2 separate regions of the Homo sapiens genome follow, and region 1 is linked to region 2. A link is a contact called in ENCODE Hi-C data. All regions are on one chromosome and are shown on one strand. The core of a region is the stretch at or near the end of the contact, and the rest is flanking DNA. Distances in the headings are between cores, read along the strand shown.

Region 1 (3,616 bases), core at 902-3,401, 4.7 Mb before region 2:
TGGTATTTATTTTATAGAGACATGGTCTTGCTCTGTTGCCAGGCTGGAATGCAGTGGCAGGATCACACCTCGCTGCAACCTCAACTTCCCTGGCCCAACTTATCCTCCCACCTCAGCCTCTGGAGTAGCTGGGACCACAGGTGTGTGCCACCACATCTGGCTAATTTTTTTTTTTTTTTTTTGAAACAGAGTCTTGCTCTGTCGCCCAGGCTGGAGTGCAGTGGCGCGATTTCAACTCACTGCAAGCTCGGCCTCTTGGGTTCATGCATTCTCCTGCCTCAGCCTCCCAAGTAGCTGGGACCACAGGTGTCTGCCACCACGCCCAGCTAATTCTCTGTATTCTTAGTAGAGACGGGGTTTCACTGTGTTAGCCAGGATGGTCTCGATCTCTTGACCTCGTGATCCACCTGCCTCGGCCTCCCAAAGTGCTGGGATTACAGGTGTAAGCCACCGCGCCAGGCCACATCTGGCTAATTTTTTAATTTTTTGTACAGATGGGGTCTCACTGTGTTGACCAGGCTGGTCTCAGACGCCTCACCTCAAGCAATCCTCCTGCCTCAGCCTCCCAAAGTGCTGGGATAATAGGCATGAGCCACCCATGCCTGGGACTTGATCAGTATTTAGATTTCATAAAATTTACAGTTGAAAAAGTAGATTCACATACCTCAGTTGTTCCAACCACATTAAAAAAACTTTCCAATAGCTGAATCGAGTGTCAGTTTTTGAGTTTACTGAAATTAAAAAAAATAAATATTCAGTTATTTCATCACACTAGGCACATTTCAAAAGCTCAATAGCCACATGTGGTTAGTGGCTACACTACTGAAAAGCACAGATCTAGGTCAACTGGCTTTTGTTGTTGTCCACATGTGAACTTAAACTGTAACGCAAATATAAGAGGAAATTATTTCACTTTGCATGCTGTGGAAGACAGAAAACTTTGAAATACATGAGAATGAAAAAAAAAAATTGAATATGGGTCATTCAGAGACCTTGCCAAGAAAGTAGAAAAGCTTCTGTATAAGAGTATCGAGGCGATGGTACTATTATAAAGCTGTTCCACCACCACCGGGAGAACATTCCCATCATTTCAACAGTCCCCTTACGTTTTAGTCTACTTTTTTCTTAAAAAAAAAAGAAAAAAAGGAAAAGAGAAAGAAAAAGAAAAATTGAATCTGTAGAGGGCTTGCGCTGGATACCATGCTGCATGCACAAAGGGGGTGACATTTAGGGCTTGCTCTCAATTAGAGTGCAATTTAATCTTCTAGTCACTAGGAATAACGACGTTTTATGACATTTTTGCCTGTTGGAATTTTGAACCTAAGGTGAACCGGCTGACATCATATCCCCCTTCTGTTGTTGTCACAGGTTTTCAAAATTTGGTTTGATCTAAATTCTCTGGTACCTTATGTCCCATAAAAATTTCATCTAGTTCGTAAGTAGTGATTGCTGCAGTAACCGTCTTATAAAAGTATATGGTTTTTACAAATCATTGTCGTATAGAAGAAAAAACAGGTAGCAATATAAATATTTCATACTACTTTATCTAGTTCCAAAATAATCAGAAAAGAGCCATCAAAAAATATCCTACGCTTAACTTCATGTTCTCAAGTTTCAAGAGAAAGTTTTTAAAGAGGCAATCCTTACTTTGGCAAAAATGCATTAAAGCTTGCTGCATTTAAGAGATGTCCCATTATGCAAACAGGTTGAAAGAATATTACAAATACGTTTTGGAAAAATACGGAGTGTCGCGCAGCTCAGCAATCCGCAGTCTTAATGCGCGCCTCTTTCCAGGAATTTGATCCAGCATCAAAACCCACAGGTGCACTCACCACACGGGAGTAACAAGTAAATGATGTGCCAGTATTCAACCTGCAAGTGCGTCGTCAGAGCCTACCTCACCCTCAGCATAACTTTCACCGGTATTCACCTTCCCGGAAACGCGCCCCAGTGAACCAGCACCGTTTTCCCTAGTAAAGCCCTTAAGCAGGGTTCCCACGCTCCTGGGCGTGGAGGGGGGCACCGAGAGCGCAAAGGATTCTTAAGACATGACTGCGCAGGCGCTGTCGCATGCGCCGCACTCCCCTCGCATGCGCCGCACTCCCGCGCATAGCCGGAGACGGAGACTGGCCGGGTAGCCCCGCCCCCGTAGTTAGCGCGGTGCTTCTCTTCCGCTCCGGGTCGGCTCCGTTTCCCTTTCCGGGCGGGCAGGCGGCGGACCCCAGTGTCTTTATCCCTCTTTTGCACAGTCAGCTTCTGCAGCTCTCCCGGGCTAGCATGGCAGCGTGGAAGAGTTGGACGGCCCTGCGGCTCTGCGCCACAGGTAATGGGGGCTCAGCGGTCGGGACGCTGGCGGGCGCGTGGGACCTGGCCCCGCCGTGGGGCCGGGATTGGACCCGGGTCTGGGGCGAGGCCTGCGGGGTTCGTGGAGATGCCCACCCATTCCCGGCAGCGTCCTGCCGCCCCCGCCGCGCCACCCTGCCTGGCCCTGACGGAGCGGACACCTTGGGGTCCTTCCGCCGCCGCTGTGCCGGACCAATGCTGGACGTGGGAAGGGCGCGCTGCCTTGTGTTTGTGTTTTTCTCATTGTGGCAGAAGTTTCAATAAAGCTTACTCCTTTGATGGGCAAGAAGGATGCCGCCGTCCCAGCTTAACGACCAAATCTTGCCTTGGCTTTAGGTTCCGAGTCTTGTCACGTTTAAGGATTTTTACCACCAGTACTCAAGAGAGGGTGGTCGAGGACAGATCAGGGTCAGGCCGCCGGGATTGTGCGGTGTGAAAAGGACCTGAGTGTGTGTCAGCGGTTCTCAGCTGCCTCCCGTCAGCATGGAGTGCCCTCATTCTCACTGGGGTCCGCTCACTTAACAACCTTTTAGAGCCCACTCTGTGTCAGGCACTGCCGTGTAATAAGTATTAGAGTTGCAGCTCGACTTTCTTCCTACGTATCTATTTGAGGGGAAATATTTTGAATGGCATTTGGAGTTTTTACGGAAGAGGTAATTGCTACTAAAGCAAAAGAAATAAAGAAGAATGCTGTCTATTTGTATTCCAAAAAGATAGGATGGTTAAAAAGAGACGTAAGATGAGAGTGAAAATATGGAGGAAAAAGGAACTGTGTGTATTAGATTTATTGGCTTACCTAGAACTTGGCCGGTCACGATATGGTTGCATACAGACTAAATATTTATTAAATGGATGAACTACCTTTGCTTTTGCATCATTTGCACCCTGGGATGCATCAGTGATGAATTTTTTGGTAGGTTGTGAAAGGTCAAAAACACTTCAGAGATGACTAAGCTTATACGGTATGAGCCAAATAATCAGCATTTATTGTGTACATTTTGTCTTTTTTTTTCAGTTGTTGTACTTGATATGGTCGTCTGTAAAGGATTTGTAGAAGATTTAGATGAATCGTGAGTATACATATATATATTTAAAATATTATTTTAACTGTCCAACTCAGATATCTGAATATTTGCATGTGATTCTAATATTTTAGATTGGAACCAATTTTTATATATCACTCATTTTTTTCACTTGTTGTAAGTGAAGGTGAGGGTGTGCCCAGAAGAGTTTTATTAATAGTTATGAGATCAAAAAACTGTGGCAAACTTTT
Region 2 (3,583 bases), core at 412-2,911:
ATATGAGTGCATTGGGGCTTTAGAAAGATAACCCGGCTCAGTATTTGGTATGAAAAGAGGCTGGGGAGCTGGCGCGTAGGCCACCACCATGGGCCAGGGACTGCTGAAAGCAGAGGGATTGTCTGCAATAGAGAAGTGGGGGCTGGAATTGCCAGGCAGTGACTGCTCACATAGGGACAGAGCACAGGAGGGCCCAGTCCCGAGGCGCCTAGCTGTTATAAATTCATACTCAGGGTGGGTCGTGAACCACTGGAATTTTAAATGAGGAGTCAGGCTGGAATGGGGAATATGACTTGTTCCATTTGAGATGCGTGGAACACACCATACCAGGTGAACCTGTAACAAAGACAGCCAAGGATGTTTGTAAACAGTTAGGGACGGGGATGAGTAGACTGTCTAGAGCCAGAGACCTGGAGCCATCAGCATCCCGATTCCGAGAGGTTCCATGAGAATGGATGAAACTACACAGAACATCTAGTGGAGGCACAAGGGAAGAAATCCACCTATTTCTGTGGAATTTCCAATATCTGGAGGTAGTAAAAGGAAGAGACAGAGGAGGGCGAGGGGAGAGCGCGCGCGCGAAACGGAGACTGAGACCCAGCCATCAGGGTGTGCTGGGAGAACTGGGGAGACGAGTCTGCCCCTGCGAGTGGACCCAGGGAAGAGGGCGCGGTCTACGCAGAGCCCGAGGCAGGGAAGCGGGAGGGGCCCGGAGAGCAGCCCTGGGTGAGGCCCTTTGGAATGGAGAGGTCTCAGGAGTGAAGCAGCAGCCAGAGGACTGAGAGTGTCTGGAAAGTGAGGAATTGGTTAAAGTAACGCCGGTGGCTGCAACAGAGAGGGGCGTAGGTGAAGAAGCACCCCCAACCCCATCCCATTTGAGAGGAAGCAGACAATGAAGAAGAGAATATGAAAGATACAGAAAGATGAAGGCAGGGGTGGAAAGAACGGAGGGGGGGGACAGGAAGGGAAGGAGAAGGTGCAACCAATAGGCTGTAAGCACAGGGGCAAGCTTGGGCGCCAGGGGAGCAGGGACTCGGCGCCTCCCCGATCTGCCCCAGGCGCCACGGAAATTCCAGGCCCCGCCACCCGCACTCCCGGAGCCTCCTCCGCAGCGGCGGCTCCTCCCACTCGCCCTCCCGGGGCTCCCGCCCAAGCTTCCGGCGCTTCCAAACTCACTGCTCGCGTCACCCCCCGCTCCCATCCGGCAGCAAATCACAGCGCAGCAAATCGCAAGCCTAGAAACAGACGCTCCCTCTCCAGGGGCAGCTTCCTATTCAGGGCGGGTCTGGGCGCACCTGTTCTCGGGACCCGGCCCTCGGCCTTCGCCGGGTCTCGCGGTGGGGCTTGGGACCCCGGCTGGTGCCAGGGCGACCCCCACAGCCCCGCGACTCTCTTTCCCGGCCGCCTCCCGCCGTCATTCTCCTAGTTCCTGCCCGCCTTTGCCTCGCTCTGATTCCTGCTCTGGCCTTCCTCCCTTCCCCTCTCTCACGCACTCCAGGGAAGAGGTGGCCTCCGCGGGAACCTGGGCACCTCCGTGCCTGCCCCGCCCGGTACCTGGCAGAGGCCCCCACCTCCTGCTGCTGCTGCTGCTGCCGCCGCCGCCGCCGCCGCTGCTGCTTTGACTATTCCTCCTTTGTAGATGCTTCACGTCCGCCTTGATTGAGGGCAAGGCTTCCGGCAGATGACTCAGAACCGTTCGATTGCTCTGGCTTGTGCAATCCCTGATTCTTTGGGCCTGTGTGGATGTCTGTGGGCACCGGAGAGAGGGCCAGTGCCTGGTCCTTGGAGGGTGGTTTTTATAAAAAGTGTACACATTGGCTATTGTCCTTTTTTCACCGTTGATTCACGTTTGACTCCACTGTAGTTAGACGTCCACCCAAACATTCTCTGAAATTGCTCCTGATAAGGATACTAATCATTTTCTAATTGCCTTGGCCAAAAAATACATCCCAGGTCTTATTTCATTTTGTTTGTTGGCGACATTTAGCCCTTTCTTCTTTGACCTTCCCAGGATTTCCAGAGCACCCTTCCCTTCTTTCCTGACTCCTTTGCTTGGTATCCTGATTCCTTTCCTACCATTCTAAGCCCTCTTCTTTTCATTATAATATGATCTTCTTGTATGACCTCCACTATATCCATAGGTTCATGTTTCAACTTTTAACTTATTTCTTCAAAATCTCTAACCTGTCTCGAGCCGTAGATGTTACCTGTGTACTACTGGACATCTCTCAGAAACCTGGGTGTGTCCCTCCGCAGTTCTTTTAACTAAATGATCAACAGTCCTGTTACTTCTATCACTTTTGTGTTCCTCCTGTCCATACTCTGTCACCTCTATCATGTCTCATGTCTCTCCTAAACAATTAATTTTCCTACCTACAGTTCTGATCCATGCCAACCTATTGCCTACTCTGAAGTTCAGGTAAACATTCCAATTCTAATTATTTTATACCTCAGTTTAAAATCCTTTATAACATCCTCTTATCCAAAAAGATAAATTAGAAACTATTGAGCAAGGAGTGTAAGCCTCTTCACGTCTTGATTTCTCCCTTCTTTTCTTTAGAGCCATAGCAAATTATTTACATTCCTTCATATCCTCTGTTCATATACATGGGGTTCCTGGCATGCAAGCTTGTCTTTCAAAATTCAGTTCAAATAATGTCTCCTGCAGGAAGCTCTCACAGAGCTCTCCAGTTTGGGAATTCTGCTTTTAAAGATGCACATTCCCACTCTGCACCCCAAACCAATTAAGTAAAGATCTCTTGGAGGAGGGAACCCAGCAGCAGTATTTTGTAAAACTCGCTCAGTGATTTCCCTGTGGAATCCTAAAAGTAACTGTTCCCAAGAACTCTCCTCAATAAGTCTTGGTGCAGGATTCACCCCCATCTTTTCTCCATGACTTTGAAACCCCTCTCTCTAGTGGCTACAGACTCACATTTGAACTGTGCCCAAACTTACCGGCTCTGCCAGTTGAAAATGCCAAGGTCACTTCCCCATTGTGCATCAATTTCTCCTTGTTGGTCAGAACTAGATCCAGACTTTGGGCCCCACTTTGTCCATCCACTCCTTTTCCTCTTTGACCAGCAAAACAGATTAAAAGATGAAAAATGCTTGTTTTCCTCCGTGAAACTTCCAGCAAATGCCTGGTGGTTTGAAGTCCTTTACAAAGGATATAATTTGGCCCCTGGGAGTTTGGTTGTAAACACAGATATCCCATGTAGGAAACACAGTGCGTGCAGGTGCAAAGAGGCACAAGATAGCACCATGAAAACCATGACGTATCCAGGCCTGCAGTGGTACAGATAGTGTGGATGAGGCACTGCAAGACAACGTCTGATGTGTCCACAGGGCCATGTCGTGAAGGCCATGTGGACGCTGTTGGTGGTGTTTCTTCGTTCCCTTGTGGACTATGGGGAAACACAAAAGGATTTTAAGCTGGGGAGAAACATAATCATATTTGTATTTACGAAGGTCCCTCTGGCTGCAACATGGAGTATATTGTAGGAGGGTACCATTGCCTGCAGTGAGGCGTTAAGGACGCAGCATGGATGAGAGATGAGGAAAGCTGAAATGAAACAGAGGCAGG

What was found. Hi-C counts contacts between places; a loop is a spot of excess contacts on that map. Pooled maps may share reads with other maps.
Region 1: a loop to region 2 is called in a pooled map, with 28 times the contacts of the local background. The contact joins the promoter of TMX3 here to the promoter of SERPINB8 in region 2. A Hi-C loop is called at or near these places in 8 of 50 pooled maps.

What each region holds. Positions count from the first base shown.
Region 1 is chr18:68,713,643-68,717,258 of GRCh38, reverse strand. TMX3 (thioredoxin related transmembrane protein 3) reads left to right here and starts at 2,151. Exons shown (of 16, transcript NM_019022.5): 1 at 2,151-2,323; 2 at 3,359-3,413. The coding sequence starts at 2,278. It also overlaps a transcript of CCDC102B not described here. RefSeq lists an enhancer at 1,824-1,893 and silencers at 2,094-2,223, 2,404-2,503.
Region 2 is chr18:63,968,159-63,971,741 of GRCh38, reverse strand. SERPINB8 (serpin family B member 8) reads right to left here and starts at 1,661. Exons shown (of 7, transcript NM_002640.4): 1 at 1,572-1,661. It overlaps LOC105372165 (a long non-coding RNA gene), which reads left to right and starts at 1,238. Exons shown (of 3, transcript XR_935576.3): 1 at 1,238-2,419; 2 at 3,469-3,583. It also overlaps a transcript of HMSD not described here. RefSeq lists silencers at 960-1,179, 1,250-1,309, 1,320-1,519 and enhancers at 993-1,287, 1,580-1,749, 1,780-1,829.